Regions from separate parts of the Homo sapiens genome. Here region 2 is linked to region 1. Evidence: read pairs that join two places in POLR2A ChIA-PET (ENCODE). Cell type or tissue: MCF 10A. All regions are shown on one strand. Each heading gives the region's core, and the rest is flanking DNA. Links, peaks and the distances in the headings are about the cores only.

The links. Peaks named below come from ENCODE experiments on the same cell type or tissue, not always from the same donor. Only the 100,000 strongest peaks of a DNase experiment are listed, where the experiment ranks them.
Region 2: POLR2A ChIA-PET joins it to region 1 with 31 read pairs; 16 of 35 experiments call an interaction of 5 or more read pairs at or near these places.

Annotation. Positions count from the first base shown.
Region 1 is chr5:55,155,840-55,163,839 of GRCh38, reverse strand. The region is part of intron 2 of CDC20B (cell division cycle 20B); the gene reads left to right. GPX8 (glutathione peroxidase 8 (putative)) reads right to left here and starts at 3,669. Exons shown (of 3, transcript NM_001008397.4): 1 at 3,444-3,669; 2 at 2,585-2,846. The coding sequence starts at 3,647. In MCF 10A, for the core only: a CTCF peak has its summit at 3,935 (motif pointing right); DNase peaks (open chromatin) are centred at 2,749, 3,689 and 3,959.
Region 2 is chr5:54,898,182-54,915,210 of GRCh38, reverse strand. No RefSeq gene overlaps it. Among named protein-coding and RNA genes, the nearest start is that of ESM1, 79 kb to the left of the region's middle. RefSeq lists a silencer at 15,382-15,539. In MCF 10A, for the core only: CTCF peaks have their summits at 9,090 (motif pointing left) and 10,667 (motif pointing right); a DNase peak (open chromatin) is centred at 9,050.

The sequences.
Region 1 (8,000 bases), core at 1-8,000:
TGTGATCTTAGTATCAAGAAATGAAGCAAAGTAGGCTGGGAGCCGTGGCTCAGTCTGTAATCCCAGCACTTTGGGAGGCTGAGGCGGGTGGATCACCTAAGATCAGGAGTTTAAGACCAGCCTGCCCAACACGGTGAAACCCCATCTCTACTAAAAATACAAAAAATTAGCCGGGTGTGGTGGTGTGCACCTGTAATCCCAGCTACTCGGGAGGCTGAGACAGTAGAATCATTTGAACCTGGGAGGTGGAGGTTGCAGTGAGCTGAGACCACACCACTGCCCTCCAGCCTGGGGGACAAGAGTGAAACTCTGTGTCAAATAAAATTAAAAGCCAAAAAAAATGAAGCAAAGTTGTAATCCCAAATTGCTGGGATTACAGGTGTGTGCCACCACACCAGGCAAATTTTTGTATTTTGAGTAGAGATAGGGTTTTGGCCTCCCAAAGTGAATAATCACCTTATTTTGAAAAGCAATAACTTTTTTTTTGGCAGGGTCTCGCTGTGTTGCCCGGGATGGGCTTGAACTCCTGGGCACTAAAGTGATCCTCCTGTCTTGGCCTCCCAAAGTGCTGGGATTACATGCATGAGCTACCATGCCCAGCCATGATATCCTTTTGATAAATCTTAATTTATGTAAGAAATGTAGATTTTTTTTCTATTTATACCACTCAAGATTTATGTTCATTTTATTGACTAACATGAGGAAAAATATAATAATTATAACTAAAATTTATGAAGTGCTTACTATGTGCCAGATTAATGTACGCTCCGTGCTTCAAATTGATCCTCTCTTTTAATCTTACAGGGACCCTATGAGGTGGGTATTATTATCATCCCCGTTTTGCAGATGAGATAAATGGAAGCCTAGACACAAGGTCACGTGGCTAATGAGTGGTTGAGCCAGGATTGATATACGGGCCTTTTACTCCAGAGCTCATGCTCTTAACCTTTGGGCTCTATGATCCTTCCTATCTAAGTGGAATGACACCTTAACTCACTGTTACCTTTTTGATTACACAGGCTAAGAAGGGTTTTAGAAGGTTTGTAGTGATAAAGAGAAATAACCTATGAGCTATTGCACCCACGTATCTGGCTGCTGTAACTGAAGAATGATTAGTTCAATGGCATGTGCTTGGGCTTTTCTTTCCTCAGTGGACCTTCAAAATAAGAGGAATAAAGACCTCACTGTGGTTGCCATTTATGGCGTTAGGCATTATATCAACTTTCCCTAGAAATTAAATATAATGTTTTTAGAAGATTCTGACTTCACATTTATGTGAAATATTATAGATCACTATTTGGTTTGTTGGATTAGAAGCTTGATTGCCTGAGTGAGGTAATAGTTTGATCAAAACTCAACTTATTTACAGTGAAAATAGGACTGAAGATGTCATCAGAATAAGTTAGATGAGAGAACATTAGCTAATGTCCTTTATTTATTTATTTAAGATGCAGGCTTGCTCTGTCGCCCAGGCTGGAGTGCAGTAGCGCGATTTCAGCTCACTGCAACCTCTGCCTCTGGGTTCAAGCGATTCTCCTGCCTCAGCCTCCTGAATAGCTGGGATTACAGGTGCCCACCACCACACCTGGCTAATTTTTGTACTATTAATAGAGATGGGGTTTCACCATATTGGCCAGGCTAGTCTCTAACTCCTGACCTTAAGTGATCTGCCTGCCTCGGCCTCCTAAAGTGCTGGGATTACAGGCGTGAGCCACCGCGCCCGGCCTTTTTTTTTTTTTTTTTTTTTTTGACTAATATGGTTTAGAACAGTGTCTGGCACAGAGCAAGCAGTGTATAAGTACTTTATTTTTACTATTAACAGACTTAATTCCAAACAATCTTAAGAAGGCGGTACTATTGATAGCCCATTTTACAAATGAGAAACAGGCACAGAGAAGTTAAGAAGCCACATAGCAAAAACAAAAGAGCAGGGGTTTGAACCCAGGTAGCTTGAGGCCAAAGCCTATGCTGTCTGTATGCCTCATGACCTTTGTGCTAAGTGACCTTGGCAAGTCTTTAAACAGATTTCTGTAGCTAGCTTAATTGGAGAAATAGCCTAACACTACTGCCCTCTGAAAAAACCAAGTTATATGTTTTTGGATTTTAGCAAAAATCTGGTAAGCTGACATATTCATCTTTGAGAATATTGTTTCAGATAAGAAAGACAACATAAAATTAGCCACAAACATATGTTAACTAATAATGCCCAGCACTATTCATGAGAGCTGTGTGGCTATAATGACGGGAAGGGACATTTCTCCAGATGCTAGTTACAAGAGAGGAGAATTAAGATATTTTGTGAAAATAGCCATGGGCACACTTTAAGTAAATTCTTCAGGAAGATGGTAATAAGGAATAAAATATATTGGAATAGAATTCTTTTACCATCTAAGAAGCTAAAACATTGATTTCAGGGGAGCATAACTCCTAGAAGTTACAAAGGATGAGATTCTGGCTCTTTGATGATAGTTTTATGAAGCTTTCCCGATACAACGTTTCAAATGAAATAGGAAAGTATTGTCCTGGTATAATTGTTTAAAAATGAAAAGCAATTTAAAACAGCATATGCAAGGCAGATATTTACCAACAAGAAATCTAAATGCAGGTTCTCCTTCAGATCCTAGAATCTTAATCTTGTGGAAGATGGGGAAAGTTACTCCGTAGTTTTTTCTTGCAAAAGATTCTACTTCCTTGCTTGGGCGGGGCTCCGATTCTCCAAACTGATTGCAGGGAAAAGCCAACACGCTGAAGTGGGATGGTCCAAACTCTTTGTGCAGTTCCTTCAGCCCTAAGTAATTTCTGTCTGTGAGTTGGCAGTCACTGGCCACGTTTACAACTAGTGAAACCTCCCGGAAAAAGAAAAAAATCCAACCGGAAAGTGAAGCAAAAGATTTTAAAAAATTCTGCAAGTAGTTAAAATCCTAAACAATTTGGGGGGGACTATAACCTCTGATTGATGTTTTTTTCATATTTTTGGACATACACAGTTCTATTGAAAACTGTAACCTAGATGCCTGGGTTAAGGCCCTGAAATAGTACTGCCATTAAAAAAGCATTAGATACTCATGAAAGTTTATTTTTAAATTAAAGATAAAACTATGATCCTTGATAAGTTCTTTTTAAAGTTATTAGATTATAGAACCAATACTTTTATTAATAAATGTCATCATGTTCACATTACTAACTATAAGTATTTTCCAAACAACTTTACATGTCAATTCAGCACAAAATTAAAGCATTTTAAAGAAAACGAGATAATCGGAATTTATTATTTAGAAGCAAACTATCAGAACTGTAATAACTAAAGTGATGTACTAATACCATTACTCTGAAGACTAAATTCCAACTTATGACCATGTAACAGCAAAAAATTGATTTTATTAAGAGGAATAAACAGAGACAAGGAAAAATGATAACAATAAAAATCAGATGATGCAACTTACTTTGCCTTTATACTTTTCCAGAGAAACAGTTCTTCCTTTTGCATCCTTCACTTCAAAGGCATAAAAGCTGTTGATTTTAGGTTTGAGGAATTTTAGTTGTAGAAGAAATAGCGTTACTGTGCATAGAACTATAGACAGCAAAACTGCAAATACCTTTGCTCTGGGCCCGGAACATTTTAGCGGGTAAGCTGCAAGAGGCTCCATGTTGGAGGATTCTAGAGGGAAGTCTCAGCAGCCTGGAATTCAAGGAGGAGCTGAAACTTGAAACCGGCTTAGTTTAACGGAAAACCAGGAAGGACAGGCTGACTGCTTTCACTGCTAAGGAACAGAAAGACCACTTCTCAGAGGGGAAATGAAGCGAAACTCCTGAATGAAGCAAGGAGCTCTACAGAATTTCAAAGTATTTGTGATGTAATTATAATTTTTGCTAGAAAAATCAGGACATTTTTGGTAGGTCTTTGACATTCTCCCTACAAAGAAAATATTTCGCCAGAAGATGGTGCTCTTGTAACTCGAAAGCTACGGAGGGCTCATTCCCCATGCTAAGCTGTGTATTTATTGAGCAACTGTTTGGATGCAGAGGATGGAGTACGATGCTCAGCAATAGTTTAGAATGTAGATTAAATGTGACCTACTCATATGGTGTATACCCTGAAGGACGTTACTATTACATGTATGGGTTAAACATGCTATATGAGTTCAGGAAATTTATAGTGGAAAGAGCAGGGAAATATCTGAAAAAGGCTATTTACCCTGATTCATCTAGCTAAGGCAATCAAATACCAAGTGAATACAGTCAAAATAAATATGTTAAAAACAGTGAAGGTGTTAAAAGAAACCCTTCTCTATCATAGAGCAAACTATAGTCCAGTGTTTTTCAAATTTCTACTCATGACCCCCAGTCAGCAGTGCACTTTACAACATAACTGGGTACAAACAACACACAACTGAGAAACAACACTTCTCCTTTGAACTGTGATGCACCCCCACCTGTTGCATTTTTAAACAACCCAGTTCTGACCTATCAAAATGATTTCATCATTCACCGATGCACTACAACCTGTAGATGGAAAAAACTGAGGCCGGGCATGGTGGCTCACGCCTGTAATCCCAGCACTTTGGGAGGCCTAGATGGGAGGATCACTTGAGCCCATGAGTTCAAGACCAACTTGGGCAAGAAAGCGATACCCCTGTCTCTAAAAAAGAATTTTAATTAGCTGGTTGTGGTGGTGCATGGCTGTGGTCCCAGTTATACAGGTGGCAAAGGTGGGAGGATCGCTTGATCCCAGGAGGTTGAGGCTGCAGTGAGTCGTGTTTGTAGACTGCAGCCTGGGTGACAGAGTGAGACTATCTTAAAATCAGAACAAAAGAAGAAGAGGGAAAAAAGCAAAAATTGAACTCGATAATAAAGTAGTAATTTAACAGTTAAATAAGGCAATTCTACCAAAAAAAATCCCTGAAAACAAACAAACCCTGCAAAACCCACCTCTACTTGGGCACGTCATCTAATTGCTTCGTTTTTTCTCTTTATTTCCCTCCCCTGGCTGTTGCCTGGCACAGGGGGCCTAACTTTGCTGTTGCTAACGGTCATGAATTTTAGGGGTAGGTATGGGGAGGCAATTGAGGGCTGTATATCCTAAAAGCCATTCACTTTCAATTCTGCTCTGTTTAAGACTCATGGCAAGATCTGGATGAAGGGGCATTATGCCATTTGATCATGATGTGTTTCCAGAAAGTGCAGGGAATGAGCTGAGATGTTTGTGGAGTGCCCTTCCTGTCACTGTTAGCTTGTGGAGCTTCAGAGAGGGTGCTCAGGGTGCTGCCTGCTCTTCTGGTTCCCGCTCTGTGGCATGTGTGTTTTCGGGTGGCTGAGCAAAGCCCATAGCCTACTGTGTAAAACTTGTGAGAGGAACCGCTCGACTCCTACTCTCATGGCTCAGTAAGAATGGATACAGTAGAAAAAGCAATGATTATGCAGAAAGTATTCCCTTTTAAACATAATTCCTAGTAAAGAACAAAAATGTATGTAAGATGTGTTGTATCACTTCCTGATAATTTTACTTTGGTGTTCTCTGGCTGAATTGTTTAAAAAGTCAAAGTCCCTGTGTTTATATGACATGAACACTGCTATGTTGCTTAAGCTCTCTGGCCTTGCTCTCTAAGTGGGATCTGGGACCTTCCACAGTACCATCACCTGGGCATTTGTTAGAAACACAGCATTTTGGGCCCCACCCCAGACTTCCCGAGTCAGAATCTGTACTTTTACAGGATCTCCTCATGACACATACACACGTTTAAGTTTGAGAACCTTTAGACCTCAAACTTTTTTTGGTTTCAGAGCAACAAGAGTCTTTGGTTTGTCTTTGTTTTCCATAGTGGATGTGTTCATGTCTCTATGAATACACGAGATATTTTAACTCCTCAGGCTGTACAAGCAAATGGCTTAGGAACATGCATTTTAAAATTAATTCATAGAATACCTGCTGTAATTTGAGCCGTGTAAACCCAAGTCATTATAACTGTGTTTTGAGGTGGAAAGAGAGTGATTTATCTTTGGCAGGGATGTTGACTGACCACCGCTTAGGCAGGGCCCCCTAGGGTGATATTATTTTGATAAAATCACTGTGATAGTTTCTAGTCCATTGTATTATAAGTACAGAAACTCTTATCAAGTGATCCAGAGATGAATGGATTTGAAAATGCCAAAATTATGCTGTTACAAACTTGCTTGTGATTGCTGAATAAGCCAGTTTTTACACCAGAAATAAAACATTATGCAGGCCTGATGTTGAGGTTGGTTTCACCACAAAATTCCATATTATATGAATACAACTTTGAAAACTTACGTGTATATCTCCTGTCAAGGATGAAATCAGAGCCAGTTTGTTAATTTAATGTTCCTAAGGCTTAAGAGCTTCAAATAATGAAGGCATGATATATAAATTTTCATACTGACCCATTAACCAAACATTCAGACAGCACTTTGGAGAACTTGTGCGCTGGACAGCATTGGATGAACACAGATTTTGGCCCTGTCACACCTCTTCTTTGTTGTTTTGGCAGTCTTTCTCTGCACACATTTTGATGTCATCATCTCTCAGCCTTCTGGGGATCCACCATTATTGTTTTCATGTTCTGTCTATACTAACTCTATTCTCAGACTATACATATATCAAAATGGCACATTTCTCTGCATAAGGGGTAGTATGTTAGAAAAACCACCAGCGCTCTTTCAGTAAATGAAGGAAGGCTTCTATAGGAGGAGAAGAGATTGATGAGTTCATGATGAAGGCAAGAGGAAGCTACTGGGTCAAGAAGGGCATAAAGTAGTTGACTCAGTTATCAACCAACTCAAGCACTGGAAAGGATACAAATAAGGTGCAAGGGAAGGAGCCAGCCTCATGCAACTGTAAAAGCAATTTTGGAAATATGAGAACACACAAGAAACGGAAGGATTACAAGGCAGTAAATAACTGAGTGCTAAATAAATGACTTATTTTTTTATTTATTATTATTATTTTTTGAGACAGAATCTCACTCTGTCGGCTAGACTGGAGTGCAGTGGTGCAACCTCGGCTCACTGCAACCTCCATCTCTTGGGTTTGAGTGATTCTCCGGCCTCAGCCTCCCGAGTAGCTGGGACTACAGGCACGCGCCAAAATGCCCGGCTAATTTTTGTATTTTTAGTAGTGATGGGGTTTCACCATATTAGTCAGGCTGGTCATGAACTCCTGATCTCGTGAGCTGCCCGCCTCGGCCTCACAAAGTGCTGGGATTACAGGCATGAGCCACCATGCCTGGCCAGTGACTTATGTTTTTAGAGAGCTTTATACTGCACACAATCTTCTTTAGTAGACACATTACCTTCTTCACAGTAATTCTTTGAAATAGGGAGCAGTTAACTCAGCCAAGATCACAGAATTAGTGAATGGAACAATGAAGAATAGAGTTTTGAACTTTCGACTTCATAACCAAAATTATTTCAACTTCATGAAACTGTTTCTGTGTAATAGGTGAATAAATTTATTTAGAAGAAAACATTGTAGGTGAGATGGCTGTAGTACTCTGGTGGAGGGGTCATATGGTTTGGCTGTGTCCCCACCCAAATCTCACCTTGAATTGTAATAATCCCCACATATGAAGGGTGGGGCCAGATGGAGATAACTAAATCATGGGGGTAGTTACCCCTATACTGTTCTTGTGGTAGTGAATAAGTCTCACGAGATCTGATGGTTTTATAAATGGGAGTTCTTCAGCACAAGCTTTTGCCTGCTGCCATGTAAGACATGCCTTTGCTCCTCATTCACCTTCTGCCATGATTGTGAGGACTCCCTAGCCATGTGGAACTGTGAGTCCATTAAATCTCTTTCCTTTATAAATTACCCAGCCTCAGGTATGTCTTTATTAGCAGCATGAGAACAGACTAATACAAGGGGTTTCATTCGTGAGGAGGCATTTTGTTTTATAAGAAATCACTGTATAAGCGCCCAGAAAGGGGAAGGCATGGAGAACACCACCAAAAGGCTTTTCTGTGTGTACTGAAGTTATCTGGAAGGG
Region 2 (17,029 bases), core at 4,271-12,270, 250 kb after region 1:
TTTTCTATTGAATAAGTCATCTGGTAGGGAAAGTCTAAACTTCAGAAAATTATAGGATAAGGTAGACAACTTCAGCCAAAGAGAATAGCAAAGGTAATAGCATGAAATAGAGAAAAAAATGAATCAGTACTGAATCACAGGTGAAAAAAAAAGTGCCCTTGGTCCATTTCAGGGATGTAAAACAGGAGAAAAAAGAAGGAAATTGTCCCTGAAGTGTTTGACATTTGGGAAAGCCCAAAAGCCAGTGGATGCTGACTCTGATTTGTGCTTTTCCTCAGGAAACACTTTGATATTAATGATGTGTCTGAGATAATATTAGATTCTTTGTATTATCTGAGTTAAGCTCTGCTACTGTTGCATCTGAAGGAGGAACAAACCTTTTGCTGTTCAGCAGCAGAATGGTGAGACATTGAGGAGCTTATCCCAGAGGCTTTTTTAATCCATAGATTTCCTTCATAAACCCATGAAAGGGCTTATTTGTGGCAACATCTTTCTGAGGGTCTCATCAATCTCATTTGCCTCTTAGTTTCTCAAGCGGTTTACCTAGACTTTTACTGTAGATTGATCACATTTAGTTGTCTATTTATAATATCTATCTTATCACCTTACAGAGCAGGAGGTGAATGAGCACAGTTTGTTAAAATGAAATGGAAGTAGTAAAATAATTTTTGTGCCTTTATTTCCAGAGAGCTAGAATAATCTCCCTAGGCTTTTAATTTAGAAATACCTACCCCACCACCTGACTCCCTTAGCAATCAATCCATGGCTAGAAGATGGTGGCCTGCATGTGGCAGCAAGGGGAGAGCTGGAGAAGAGCTATAAAGAAAGGGAGTGCCCAGCTGTTAACTCCCTGCTCCTTGACGTTAGGCATTTCTTTAGACATCCTTTGTGCAATAATAGGACAATGGAGAACTCTGAGTCCTCATTTTAGATTCTCCATTCACTGTCTTTGTCTTTGATTCAACTGTACATCTGAATGAAGTCTAGGGATGCCAGGTGGTATGCCCCAACAGAAAGCCATCCAACCTTTTCAATATCAAAAAGATGCAAAATAAGTCATAAAGTTGCTCCATGGAGGGAAGCTGCTCAATCAGGATTCCTGGTGGTGAACTGCTGAGAGAGCCGAAAGGAAATTTATTTGCATTATTTGTTATAATAAGGAACCTCCTCTACCAATACACCATTTGGCGTCTTCATTCTGTAGACAGATTTTTTGGATGTGGTTATTGAAAATGGTTGCCACAAGCTCCAGGCTGACCTGTTTCCAACAGGGAGAGAACTGCCTTCTCTCTGTCCACATGTCAATGTCAAAACAGTTCTAATTATTATTGTCCTATGGTCCTATTCTTGGACCAATTATGGTGTTTACAATGATGAAATGGTATAACTTAGTGGTTATGAGCAGAAACTCTGAAGCGAGACTACTTAGATTAGAATCCAGGCAATATTATTTTCTACCTGGAATACAATGGACTGGCTACTTAAATTCTCTATGCTTCAGTTTCTCCATCTGTTAAATAGGAATAATAATAGGACATTCTGGTATTATTATGAGGAGCAGATGAGTTAATATGTACAGAGTTAACATATTAACAAATGCATTAATATGTACAGAGTTTAGCACAGTGACTGGTTCACAGGAGAGCAAGAACTTGTATAACATTGCTCCAGCTGGGACATCTGTCTACTCCTGTGGCTGAATGTGTATATGCTGAGAGATGTAATAGAAAGAAATACCAGGAATAGAAGTGTTTTGCTGTTCACAAACTACTTTTTACATCTATTTTCCCATTTGCTTCTTGCCCCAGTCCTACAGGAGGTCACATTATTTTCTCCATTTACAGATGGGGAGACAGAGGCAAAACTACCCCTAGATCACACAACTAGTGAAGAGCAGTGACAAAAAACTTGAACTCAGGATTTTAGAACTTTCCAGGATTCTCTGAGTTGTGTAGAATTGTCAGAGAGGTGGCCTGAGCTGCTGGATAATGCAGCCCATTCCAATCTATGATTTGAAGTAGTTCTCAGGAAATGACTTACTAGGTGCATCGTTCTCTGCACCCCAGGGATGTGGCATCCAGGGACACACAGGACCATGCTTTGCTTCTGTCTGTTTAGGCACTCATTGTTGGGGGGCGGCCATGGTGTTTCATCTCTGGGGATATCACCTGGTTCTCAAAAGTCTATCTGAAGAGTTTCATTAACTGAGTTGCACAAACAGGTTAGAAAAACAAAATGAACTGGATATAGAATACAATCTCTAATTCAAACATGATTTGGACGCTTTGCTGTTGCTGTTGTTGTTAAAGAAGCTAAAGGCAGCTTATTAATGCCAATCAATTTACATATAGTCCAGGGAGTCTTTATACTATGCCAGAGTAGCTTGAAGCTAGAGGCAAGAATTTGGACTTTAGTATCTGACACAAGTTTCTCTTCTTGTTTTTGTTTTGACTTTGGCCTTTTGAGCATCACACTGATTTTCTTTCAGGACACATAAAGGCAAATAGACCAACAAAAAGAAGTTACTGAGATTGGGCCTTAAATTTAGAGATGAGGAAAGGGGAATACTTACTTGAAATTTCTTAGAACTGCGTGACAATGTAGAGTACAGTATGTGTGGTGGAATCTCCAAATATGGCGGCCATCACTTTCTTCTCTCTCTGTATGTGTGTGCTGCTCCATCGATCAAGAGATGGAATCCATTTCCTTTCATCTTGAATCTGGGCTGGCCTTGTGAGTTACTCTGACCAACAGAATTGGCAGAAATGACACTTAGCCAGTTCTAAACCTAGCTTTAAGAAGTTGTGCAGCTTTTACTTTCCTCTGGGAAGCCAGACTCCCTGCTCTTAAAGAAGCACAGGTTAGACCACTGTAGGAGGAGTGACTATATGGAAAGCAAGAGTCCACATGGAGGGACCAGACATGGGAGTGAAGTCCTCTAGCTCAGCCCACCTGCAGCAGAGGGCAGCTGAGTCAGTGACTCCAGCCAATGCCTTGCAGAACAGAATTGCTCAACCAAGTCTTAACTCAAAACCGGACATGCAGACTTGTGAGAAAGAATATATCATTATTGTTTTAACTAGTGAGTTTTTGGGTGGTTTGTTACAGAGCAAGAGATCTTTCTGCAACATGGGGTATGCCCCAATAGCCTCTGAAGGGAAGACAATCTGGTCCATATTCTTGATATTAATCCCCAGAATAATGACAACAGTGCAAAGCTAACCAAAGCAAATAGAAATTTCAGAGGGGCAGTAGCACTAGTAATACCTCCAAGGCAGGAGCCCTTAGGAGCACACCTCCTTTCTATTTTTCTCTTCTGAAATAGCATCCTCTGATGATGGCATTTGCTGACTCCATTCAAGCAAATCCCAAATCTTCATTTCAATGCAATTAAAAAATAGTTATGGAGCCTCTTCTTTGTGCCGGGTACTTTCCTAGGAGCTGGAGGCAGAGCCCTGGACTTCAGAGACAGGACCTGCTCAAATGGATCTGAGACTCTAGGGGGGAAGCCAGAGAAGAAATTACAAATATGGTGAGTGTCATAAAAAGGGAGGTACAGGGAGCAAAAAATGGGAAGGTTTCTCTGAGGTAGTAGACTTTAGGTTAAGGCTGGATGAGGACTAGAGCTTAGCCAGGTGAGAGGGTCTGTGGAGGGGGGTGGGGGTCAGGCAGAGGCAGTGGGAAGAGCTGCAGAGATCTCCACTCAGGCCTAAGGCATTGGGGCCCAGCTCTGCAGAGCTGAAGTAAGATGGCCTCACACAGTCTCCCAGAGGCCAGGTGCGCTGTGCAGCTGTTTCCAGGCACTCCTTGTTCTCTCTCTCCTTCCACAATCAGGGCCTATTCAGGAGTTTGAAATGGCTGTGTGGTTGTTTCCTTTCTTTCTAGTCCAATAGTCTTTCCCTTCCAAGTCTAGATTCTGCTCTGATTCTCGGGGCTCCTCAGGGTACTTGATGTTCCCATTCAGTCAGGGTCCCGTGGGCTTTGTAAGCAGGGGTCCTGTGACCAGCCTTTTCTTTGGTCCTGGGTATGTGGCTTTTTCATTTCCCCTGAGTTCAGTCTCCTTTTTGAATCAGCATACACGGTGGACTCATTCTTATTCTCCATCTCTGTCTCATTCTCTTACACACACACACACACACACACACAAGTGTCAACAATATCTTTTAAGTTGAAAGCTCATGGAGGAACAAAGAACACCATGCCCTGCACTCTCTTTTTCTTTTCCAGCCACTAGAGACTGCTTCTAGAAATGTTCAGGCTCTCTGAGATATTTTTAAGTTATCAAACATGGACCCTACCACTTAGCTAAGATTATAAATCTGTAAGTCATATGCCTTATCTGGGATTCAGTTTCATCATGTATAAATTGAAAAAAATATGCCTGTCCCTTTAAAGAGTTGTTGTAAAGAATAAAGTGATTTATATTCATGAAAATACTATTCAAATACTTATCTTATTTTTCTTTCTGGTCAGAGAATCCAAAGTAGCCTGTGTCTCATACAAGCATGAATCATGATATTGAAAAGGTTAAAACAACAACTGCAACAAAATACACCAGCCAGATGGAGGCTGATGTCTGTGAAAAAGCAGCTTCAGCTGTAGCCAATGATTTTAACTTAGGAGGTAAACACAAAAAGGCTGGGGCCCCTGAACAAGGTACTTGGTTGGTGGTCAGAACAGCACTGCAGACAGTGGAAACTTAATGAAGACTTTCTGCTTCTGTGGATGCAGACGATGGCAGTGAAGAGGATGATCATCATCAAAGGTCATCTCACAATTGAAGGTCAGTGCATGAAAGGGCTGTTGAGGAATGCAAGGATTCAGCCATTTTCCTGATGATGCTCTTGGGAGGTCTTCTCATGTCTAGATTCACTGAGGAGTGGACAATTATTTTCCACCCATCTGGCTCTACTCTTTGGCTTTCCAATTTACTGCCTGACTACAGAGCCAATCAGCAGATATTTGCAGTGGAATCTCGCGAGTTGGCTGAACACTGAGTCTGAAGCTGTATTTGGAGTGCCACAGGCAATTAACCACACATCTCTCTTTCAATGAACCAGTTTTCCAGGGACTCAATGGTGGGCTGATATCTTGTGAAATAATCTTGTGGGTTTGTACAGAGGGTAATGGGCCACATCTCATGATTCAAGACACATGGCCACCTTGAATGTACAGTCATAATTCCAGGCAAATAATCAGAAGTGTCTTAGGGGAAAGTCAGGTGAAACAGGATAGTCACTGCATCATCAAGCAGTACTAACCCAAGGCCTGTTCGACATCTCTGGTTGCAGCTGAAGTTCCTGGAGAAAATATATTGAGCTTTTGATGCTGCCAGGGTACAATTTAGTAAGTTGTTAACATGTTCCAAGAAATTACCTAGTGTTCTATTGACAATTCACATGTAGGGATTAGTTTAATTCTTATTTTAAAGCAATCTTTGTTTCCCTAAGAGGTCCAACAGGGCTACAATGATAATAAAATACTAATCTGTGATTCAGCATCCACAAGCAAAATCACGAGGTCCTTAGCAGTGCCCATTGCCACAGACTGAAAAATAATCCTCTCCTTTTTCCAAAGGCATCTAGGATCTGACATTTGCTCACTAATGGTTCATGCTGCTTTCTCCTTTTACCTCTGTCACCCTCACTGGGGCTGCCAGTTTCTAGGAGATGAGGCTGCTTAATGTCTTGGCCAAAGACTGGCCTCAGGAGTCAGAGGATGGGTTTATCCCCCAGCTTGGCTGTGTGACCCTGGGTGAACCACCCACCCAGCCTCTCTGTGTCCAAGGTTGGTGCCCTGTCCCTTTCTCTCATTATGTTCTTGCCCCTGGCAGTGCTATAGTTACAGCTGTTAGTCTGTACGGGCTCAATAATTCAACACTCATTCAACAAATATTTACTAACTGCCCACTGTGTGCCAGATGCTGTTCTTAGTGCTTGCTGAAAAAACATATACATTCCTGTCCTCATGGAACTTCTAGCTTGCAGGAGGTGGACTATACACAAGTAAACAAAATACATAGAATGTCAGAGGGGAGGAGAGCTGGGGAGGAAAGGAAAGCAGGGGAAAAAGAGCCAGTGAGGGGTGGGGTCACTGACATTTTAAAGAGAGGATTAGAGAAGCCTTCAAGGAGAAAATGACATTTAAGCAAAGCCCTAGAGTAGGGAAGAGCATGAACCATGAAGATTAGGGGAGGGAAGCTTTCCAGGCAGAGGTTACAGTGAGGGCTTGTAGGTTACACCTCACAATGGGTGGGGTGAGGCTGGAGGGTTTGCAGTGCAGCCAGGAGGCTGATGCTGCTGGAGCCAAGAGAGCCCGAGAAGAGACAGTGGTGGAAGAAGAGTTCTGAAAATTAGGAGTGTGTTACAGAGGTTGTGCCAGTGCCCACTGGATGGGCTGTTCAAGTCTTCATCAGGACTTTTTCTCTGAGTGTGTGTTTGGTGGGGGGTTTGGGTGGGGACGGTGGATGGCAGGGTTTTAGCTGAAGAGAGATCTGAATTATGTTTAAAAAGATCATGTTACCTGCTGTGTTGAGAATAGACTTGGAGGAGAGGGTGGTGTTGCAAAAACAGAAACAGCCAAACCAGTTAAGAGGCATCTACCATAATCAGGACAATACACAGTGGTGGCTTGGACCAGGGTAGCAGGGTTAATAGTCAGATTCTGGATTATTTTTAAGGCACAGCAAACAGGATGGGTAGGACAACTTCCCAAATCAATATTTCCAGTTGATCACTCTCCCAAGGGCCAGCCTGATGGTGTTAAACCACTACTGGACCACTCCACCTGAATGGCTTCGCAGAGCTCCAACTTTATCATGCCCCAAACTAGCACCCTCTAACACTACACCCACCCTAACCAGCTCTCTTCTTATTTTTTTCTGGATATAGCTCTTTAGAATCCTATGAGTCTTCCTTACTCTCCATATAGAATAGTTGATACATTTCTAAAGATTATTTCCTCGTCGCCATTTGAATCTAATCTTTTCTAATTCCTTTCTAATTCTACTGCCATAACTGTAGTTAGACTTCCCTTATCTCGCTCCTCAAGACTCAATTCCACAAATCCCGAGTAGCTGTTATATGCAAGGCACTGCTGGAAGTGCAAGGAGTCAAATACAACCCCAGTCCCCTAGGCAGTTAGCTAATAATGAGATGAGACCATAGTGAGAGAGGCAAGCACCAAGCTGGTCACCAAGCAGCCACCTCAAGGCATGGCCCCCATTTCCCTGATCACACCACAGAAGGGGCTGGTGCTCACACCACCCGCAAATGCTGACCTGGAAGAGGGCCCGAGCCCTGTCAGGTTGCTATTGCATCCCAGCTCTGGCTGAGTGCTTCCTTGGTCTGCAGCTTAACAGACCTGCAGCCATTTTCCCGGAAGACAGAACTCACTGTAGTGCAAGGACCACATCTCTGGATTCACTTACATCAGGGCTTGACTCTCAGTTCTGTCATTCATTCCCTTCAGGCCTTTGAGTGGGTTGCTTACTTTTCTCCAAGCAAGTTTTCCGAAGCTTAACGACTATAAATATAAAGTGGCTTGCACAGACTTGGCATTTGACGAACAGTAACTAATATTAGATGTCACTGTCTCCCCCTTCTGATCTACCTTTCACAGTGCCACTAGGTTCATTTGCCTAAAACACAGGTCTTACATTATTGTATTGTCTGCATGGTAATTTACCATAAAAAATGCCTTGATACAAGGAATGTGATGCATGTATGTTAGTAAATTTTAACCCACATCTCTTTTTGAGTTTTTGACATCCTTAAGCATTTTTACTAATAGAAATCATCTAATCTTCTCTTAAAGATAAGCAAATGGTAGGAAAAAAAATTTTTTTTCTCTTCTTATATCTTTTTAGATTAATTAGTAAATCTGAAAGTATTTATTATATACCTGATAGGTCCATGGACTGGGCAATAGAAGATAAGAAAGATATAATATTTGTCTCCTGCTTTTAAGTGTCTTTTAAGTTGAATGGGAGAGACTAGAGTCATATAAAACAATTAGAACAATATATTTGGAAGAATAAAAGGAGTTTCTATGGGAACCGTGAAACTCACACTGTGTACTGAAGATTGGATAGATTGAGATAGGTGGAAGGCAGAGAGAAGAAATTCCAATTTGGATCAATGATGCTGTAGTCTAAGCTTGTCCAACCCGCCCACATGCAGCCCAGGACAGCTTTGAAATTGGCCCAGTACAAACTTGTAAACTTTCTTAAACATTATGAGACTTTCTTTCTCTTATTATTATTTTTTTAGCTTGTCAGGTATTGTTAGTGTTAGTGTATTTTATGTGTGGCCCAAGACAACCCTTCTTCTTCCAATGTGGCCCAGGGAAGCCAAAAGATTGGACGCTCCTGGTAGTCTGTTATCTTCAACTCTCTGTTGTAGTCTATTTTCTCATTGACTGTCTCATTCAGCAAATTCTGTACTGAAGGTTTAGCTTTGTTAAATACTCTATTGAATTACAAATTGATTTGTGATCTTCCACAAACCTCCTTCTGCAATACTTGGGAATTTCAACCCTCTGTGTCATTTTCTACTACGCTTTGTTGAAAGTAGGACCTGTGTTGGACAAACAAAGCCTGATAAAAAAGCCGAGTTACATATCAGCTTTTCCTTCTCTGGGAGTGTCAAACACCCAAGTAAAGCAGTTTTCCCCATGGAACCCAAACAGCTTAGGTTTCCAGTTTTAAATCAGGAGATTTCTGTTATGCAATTTATTCCCACTATTTTTCTCATTTCACATTGGAATGTTGATCTTAAGCAACTGTCAATCCTACAAAAATACACAGGGCATCTTTTAGCACAGTATCACTTTTTATTTCATTTGGCTGGTAAAGACAGCTTTGTACAAGGGAATTTAGAACTTGTCAACCGAATTTTGGTTAATGTCACTTGAGTTTAAAGAGACTAGATTCCTGTTTCCCTTCATTTTCCTAGAAGTGAGATCTAAATTCAGTTTTATTTCATAGAGCTTGCTGGACACAGGGCTGGCTCCAAAGACAGCACTTAAAGTAGCAGACAGTTATTTTCTCAAAGCCTAATGGCGCCCTCAAGCGGCACATTCCATTGCAAGATTTTCAATCTCATGGCAGTCTTTTCAGAAGTTTTGTTTCTTAGAAGCAGGATAAATTTTTTTTTGAAACATTAAAGCAATCAGTTAGGTTTATTATTTTTAAAGATGACAATGCAAATTCCTCCTTATTAGTCTTCAATCCCTGAAGGTTCAAGATGTTTCTTGCCTCCTGCTGCCATGAGAAGGAAACTTAGAGGCATGCGGTGATGCTACATGGCACGGCCGGTGGATGATTTCTCAGAACGTTCTCATGGGAAGGGTGGGTGCACTCTTAGAATCAGTCATTCCTGCTGAGTTGATGTTTGAACAAGGGAGGGGGCTTGAGAAACTAGGTAAAAAAATGCTTTGAAACTAAGCATGTTCTGGCCTTCGTTTTCCTACACATACAGTTTTAAGAAGGCGCAGTGATTTATACTTCACAAGGTAGTAAATAGTGCTGAATTCTTTGGTTTCCTCTGAAGCATCAGTGATCAAGTTACTGGTGGGATGAATGAACCACTTTGGTGATTGTTTTTCCAGGGTGACTTTGAACACAAAATCTTTGAAGTGTTCTAGTGGATGGATTCAGAGCTTCCCACAGGCTGGCAAACCATTCATGAGACCTCCTCACATTCCCCAGTTCAGTAGGAGTGAGGTGGCCTATGTGAGAGGTAGGAGAGCCACAGGCTGTGGGTAGTCCAACATCTGTTGCATGGGTGTTTTATTAGTCACTTGGTCAAAGAATCCTCCCTGAGAGGCTGGGAGGATCTGCATCTCCCTCAGTCAACTAGGCTGAGTGGCCTGATTAAAAGTCAGCACACACCTGGCTTGGTACATGCAGACACCATCTGAAGTCTGGGAGGGCAAATTGCTTCTGACAATGTCAGTCACGGGAGGGACCTGGAGTGACTCTCACGCTTACACCTTCTCACTAACTTTGGCATTTTATACAGATCCCACAGAAGAGTCAAAGCAATTATCTAAGAGCTTAAAAACTACAGAAATGAGAAAGAAACCTTTCAAATTATCATTGCTTTGATAATGGAGCATCAATTTCAATGCAATGTCATGGAGGTTTATGCACAAGTCAGGAGGTGCACTGGTTTAGTAAATCAGAAGGATTTTGTTGTTGCTAAGCTCATTAACATTCCCGGGAGAGCAATGAAGATACCACTTTGCTGGCTATGGCCTTACAGGTGACCACATTGAATGCAGATGAAAAGAAGCCAAAAGAGTCAACAAAGAGAAAACACAAATTCAGGTGTGTTTAGTCGGTGTGAAAGATAAAGAGTTCCCTGATTCTCATGTTCCCTCTTCAGGGAAGGGAACTGTGTACCTTCTCCTTTTTTTTTATTTTTTATTTTTTGTTCACATAAGATTAATTGCATAAAGTGAAAATCCACTGGAAGATTGGAGGAGTTTCATCATGAAGGGTGAAGGCTCGTGCGCCATACTTTCATAAATGTGTGTGCCTGGGAGGAGGGGACAGAAAGGACAGGACATCCCTGCTAGCTCTTCCATGGAAGGCTGAGCAAATAACCAGGGAAAGGATAGAGAACTGGAGTCACTCTTTGGGATTTAGGCTCATGATTCATACTGGCCACTGGAGGGTGCCCCTCTGCAGTCATCACTGCTCAGAAGCCCAGACTCAAATTCCAATGGTACAGATGCACCTTTTTAATGTGTTGCAGAGTTTCTCAACTTCAGTACTATTGATATTTTGGCCCAGATAATCTTCATGATAAGGGGGCTGTCCTGTGCACTGTAGGATGTTTAGCAGCCTATCTGACCCCTAACCACTAGATGCCAGTAACACCTGACCACCCAGTGATGACTATGAAAAATATCTCCAGATAGTGCCAAATGTCCCTGGAAGGCAAAACTGACCTTGATTGACATCAGTCAGTCCATTGTTCTATGGCTCAAACGCCCTTTCCCAAAAGATTCTTGTTTGGCCTGGAGTCAATGGACACAGCATTAGAAAGAAACAAAAATTGCTTTGGCCAAGTCTCTATTCATTTTCCAGTTAAACCCCAGCTACAGGATTCCCAGCCTAGGTGGCTTTGATCAAGTCTATCCAATATGATATAGGTGTCCATCCCACCTTCTCTCTCTGCAGCCATTCCATCCCCTCTTTTCAGAGCTCCTCCTCCAAATCCTCCAAGAGTGCAGATTACCAGGAAGTGAGGCATTTTGTAAACTGCTTTACACTAAGGCGTGTTTGTCACCTGGACTACTGCAGGGGATCATCATGCTGAGGGATGTGCACATTTAAAAGGAGGGAATGGCCTGACAGAGGGTATTGTCTAAACTTGCTAAATACTAATCTCTAGCAGCAGGATGCCAGGCACCATGTTATCTGTAAAATGGAGGACATTAATAGTGTTTCCCTCATAAAGCAACTGTGTGGAGCGAGTAAAGCACTTACAGCAGTGCCTGAAAAAAGTAAACACTCCTGAAATGCTAATCGTCCTGTTTTTGTTGCTGTCATTACCATTAGTATTTTTCTTATCTATCCAAGAGACATGTTTGGAAAGAGGTATGATAGCTTTGAGCTTGACCAACTTCCCATAAAGTTATCCTTGTCTTTAGTCTCTAACCTCTAATGCTGCATCTGGATACTTGAAACAAAACCACCATTAAGCAGAACTTAATGCTAAAAAATGAATCCACCTTGAAATCCTCCCCCCTTGAATATACCTTTGAATATTCTACCCTGAGTCCAAAAATCATTGAATAAATGAATGAATGAATGAGCTATAGGTAAAATGGAAACAAATATTTGTGAAGAACCTAAACTATGCAAGGTGCCATGGGGCCATCTAGAATATTAGACATAATTTTATGACTAATAAAGATACAGGCACTCAAATCACCAGGTCACCCCGCAGGGTGTAATGAAAGTTGAGAAGAGTATAAGGTGTACGGGAGTGACAAGGCTGGAGAGGTGACTTTCCCACACAGCAGTTTGGTGGAAAGGCACTTGGGAGTTGAGGGCAGGGGAGAGGAGTATTCTAAGCCTTTCTTTTGGGCCCTTGGGTTTTATTGCATTACCAGGAAGCAGCTGCCCCTCAATTACAGAGCCAGAGATGCAGTGCAGTGAAGTGTCAGTTTCACATGTGCCATCTGTAGAATCTGAAACCTCAAACTCATACAGAGACCACAGAGCACTTTCTGAGCCTTCCAGTCATGCCACCTGCATTCATGTTCTTTGTGGTTTCTGAGAAATGCTGCACAGTGAGCAAATGAACTAAATCACAAGTTGTGCTGAGCCAGAGAAATAGGAGACTTCTTGGAAGTACACAGCTGTTGTCTAATTTTCCCAGTCTCTTCCAATTCAAGCAGAGAAGTGTGTTGAAAATCTGTGTGTGTGCATGTGTACGCGTGCCAGAGAGAGGGGGAGAGAAAGAGAGAATGCCAATTGCTTTATTTTGGAAGGAAGATGAGGGCTACCCAGAAGTGAGAAACATTAGTGTTTATTCCTATTTTAACAGCAGACATTCAATGTTCTACGGCCTGTAGGTTAATTTACTTTAAAATAATGTGTTTAAGATAGATAGCAGATTTTAGGTACTTATCACAAACAAAAAAGAAAAAGAAAGGTAACAAAGATGATGGGCATGTTACCTCATTTGATTGTAGGAATCACTTCACTATGCATACGTGTATCAAGATAAGTATATCAAAACACCATGTTATACACTTTAATATATATAATAAAGCAACAATAACAAATAACGTAATTTGTATAAACTATATAATTTTTGTGTACAAGTTAAATCCATCATTTTAGAGGTGATTAATAGTCTTTGAAATCATGAGGTTATTAATTAGCTATGCAGAATCCTAAACAGAAACTTAAACCTCAAAAGCGAATTTCTTGGCACTTACTGAAATAAAGCCTGAGAGCATTAGTAAGTTAGCAGAAGGGATGTCAGAAATAATTTTAAGTGCTGAAATTCATGGAAGCTTAGTACAGGACTCACTGTCCTTTCACGAACATTCAGTGGCATATGTGAATGAAGGTTAAGAATCTGGTCAGCCCAGGACTTTAACGACTGCTTTCCAGGTTGAAAATTCCTTGGCTTCTTCTTTCACGGGCTTCATGGAGGATTTTTGTCACCAATTTGACTACAAAGATGAGCATTCACTCACCCTGGAATGTGCCTTTCATGTAAGGGGTGATTGTGCAGCTAAGGCAGAGAGTGGGACCTCTTCTGCTACATGCAGGCTGTGGGACTGAATTGTGACTTTAGGTGGAATTTGCCCCTTTTGTTGTTCTGCACCTGATGGTGAGAGTGTGGTGAAGGGAACGTCTAACTCCACCCACTTAGAACCTCCAGAGGATCATCAGCTTTTGATATTTACCAGAAAAATAGCCTGATGTTTGCTGAATGGCCAAATGGACTTAGGCTAGTTTGCAGCAGTGCAAGCAGCAGCTGCTCGATGGTAACGCAGGACGGGGAGCTGGTGAAGACGTTTTGTTCAAAAGCCTCATTTTGCAATACAGGCTTTCTGAGGAGGAGGGAGGCTGGACTGTGTTCTGTGAAGCAACTGTCTGATACAGTGAGTCACAGTCAGGAGGGTCTCTTGGCTTCTGAGAAAGGTTTAATGATGAGCCATGAGCTGCAACCTCCCTGGACAGAGGATGTGGACACGCCACAGCTGTTTCTGGGCTACTGCTGCATCAGACGCCGTTTACCCAGCAGCTGAGCATGACAGATGCCTTGTAGGTACCGGGCACAGTGCAGGTACCTACAGTACCTTGTATTTACCTTGACTCAGGGTATGGGAGGTAGCATAATGTGGTGGCTAAGGGCTTTGGTTTCAGAGACTTGGCTTTTCGTCCTGACTCACTGATAGGAAAGGAAGAGAAGCAGGAAGGAAATTCACTCCTTATTCCATGGGTTCTTGAGTCAGAACTTATTCTTTCTATTTTGTAAAAATAGAAGCTGTCACCCCATTACTAAATAGGAAGGAGGGATGATGGGGTTACAGGGCTAGAAGAATGAGAGAAACCCTGTGTCATTCAGAATGTCAGCTCCCGCAGTTTTCGCAACTGCTCCTGTTACTGTGTGGCCTACGATGAACATCTGTATGGATTGGACTAATGGACTAATCCTGCATCTAACCTTGGCTGAAGGAAGTACCTCGTATGGCCTTGAGTCTCCAGAGCTGCCTGTCAGAAGAAACAGAAGAAATCCCCACTGGCTGCTGTCAATCCACTGACTTGCTTTAACTTTCTTCCTTCATTGTAAAGTCTTGCTCCCAAATGCTCTGTGAGGACACTCGTTGAAGTGGCTATCATTGATTTATATTTCTGTGTGAGGAATTCCAGCCCCTTTCTTCAGGGTAGGTTTTTACTCTGAGAAATTATGAAGATGGCAGAGGAATAGAAGGGTCCCCATGGGAACAAAAGCAGGACTGGCATTTGGGGGTATTAAGATACACACTTTACTGACTTCTAAATTTTCCTTGAGGTCTCTGAGTTCTGCTGTAAAATAGTTTGGCTGGCTTTCCATTACTCTCCTATGAAAATGGTAAACTGACAACTTCAAATAGAAAAAAATTTCATATTAATTTCTTCATTTCTTCATCAACTACTTATTGAGTACATGCTGTGTCAGCTGCTGGTCCAGACCCTGGGGAGATAACACAGCATCGATGGTCACTTGGATTAGAGCAGCAACAGAGATGGAGAGAAGCAGATTGATTTGAGTCATGTTTAGATGTAGGGCTAACAGGACTTTGGGTATAAGGAAAAGAGATGAATGAGTGTTGATTCGTAAGGTTTGGACTTGAACCATGAGATAGATGGTGGTGCTATTACAGAGATGAAGGGGATGAGAGGAGGACCAGGCTTGCAGAGCAGAAGTCAAGGCTTCCATTTTTGTCACATTAATTTTGAGATGACTATTTGACAACTGGGGGAAAATGGCAAGCAGGCCTATCTTATTCAGTTCAGGCTGTCATAACATAAGGCCCCATGGACTGGGTGGCTTAAATAACAAACATTTTATTTCTCATAGTTCTAGAAGCTGGGAAGTCCAAGATCAAGGTGCCTGCACATCCAGTGTCTGGTGAGGGCATTCTCCTTGGTTTGTAGACAGCTGTCTTCTCATCGTATCCTCACATGGTAGAGAACAGAGAGAGGAAGCTAGCTCTCTGGTCTCTCCCAATAAGGAAACTAATCCCATTAATGTGGGCTCCATTTTCAAGATCGAATTACCTCTCAAGGCCCCCACTCCTAATACCATCACATTGAGGGTTAGGATTTCAGCATTTGAATTTGGGCAGGGAGGTGGGGGAGAAGGCCAGACATTTGGTCCATAACAAGGGCTTTGGATACACAAGTAAGGCTGAAACCCAGGGGGCCCCTCAGAACCAGAAGTATGAATTTGGGAGTCCTTTCCATGTAGTACTTCAAACCATGGGGCGGGAAAAAATTTGTAGATGGAGAAGAAGAGAGCAGGTAGGGCTGAGCTCTGAGTGCAGAGATGGCTTAGAGGACATGGAGCTAGCAGAGGAGACTAAGCAGGTGCAGTCACTGAAGTGGGAGGTTAACACAGAGCCTGTTGCTTTATGGAAGCCAAGAAAGGAAAGGATTTCAAGGAAAGAGCAGTCAGTTTGAATGCTACTGAATGTAGGGCGAGATGAGAACAGAGAGTACCATCAGGTGTGGTGATTGGCGCTTTCTGCTCTCATCTCATCCTACCTTCAGTAGCTCAGCAGGAAACAGAAATTATACTGCCCTGATTGAATGGGTGCAAAGAGAAGGGGACATCATGTGCTTCAAAGAGTTGGATCAGAAGAGTTGGGGGGAAGTTAGGTATGGTGAAGGGACTATAATATCAGGAAAGGGATTTTTAGGATTAGAATATCCTTTTTAGCTGGAAAAATAGAGAGGGGGATATTGAAGATTGCAGGAGAGAAAGAAAAAGAGAGAGAGAGACGCCTTGAAGAAGCAGAAGGGAATGGGATCTAGAGGCAAGTGGAGGTTTGCCCTGAATAAGTAACTCTAGTGCCTGTAACAAGATGCCGGGTGCAGGGATGACGAGGCTGGGTTGAGGTTGGTCAAAAAGAGACTAAACTCCAAAAGAGGTGAGAAAGCGGAGACAGTGAAAGGAAATGACGCTTTCCAAAAGAAGACTTCTTTCTCTGTGCTAAAGGAAAGGATACATGTTGGGCTACGGAAATGGGATGGAATTTGGAGTTAAAACACTTGAGTCCCAGGATTGAGACTCATCTTAAGCTACTGAGTGTAGCTTACCTGCCCAACAGATTTTTCTGAGGGGAAAAAAGGGGCAATTCACCTACTCAAAAGAATCAAGATGTAATTATTTTCTTAGAATATCTCCACAATTTGATCATGAGGGCTTATCAAAATTTCATGAAAACAGACATTGCATGAATACTCTTAGTATCCACTTATTCATTCATTCATTCATTCCACAGATAGTCATTGAAAACCCATTATGGCCCAAGCACTGCTGCAGGCATTGGGGTTGCTCAGTGACCATACCAAGTCTCTGCCACATAGAGTTTACATTAGAGTGGGAAGGAAAACTATAAATAAGGATCTATGTATACCAGATGGTTATCAATGTTGTGGAGAAAAAGCAGCTTATGCAGAATGGAGGAGCTGTTATCTATGGTGACTATGGGAGTCCTCACCAGTTAGAGTACATTTAAGCAGAGACAGCAGCATGGGACAAGCCATGAGGACGCAGATGCTCCTCATTTTACAATGGGGTTATGTCCCTAGAAGCCCATCAGGAACCTCATAAGCCTATCATAAGTTGAAAATATTGTTAGTCAACAGTGTGTTTTCAACTTACGGTATTTTCAATTTACAATGGGTTTATCCAGATGCAACCCCATCGGGAGCTAAGGAGTGCACTGAATGTGCATCACCTTTGCACCATTCAAAGCAGAGACATTGAATGTTGAACCTTGCTAA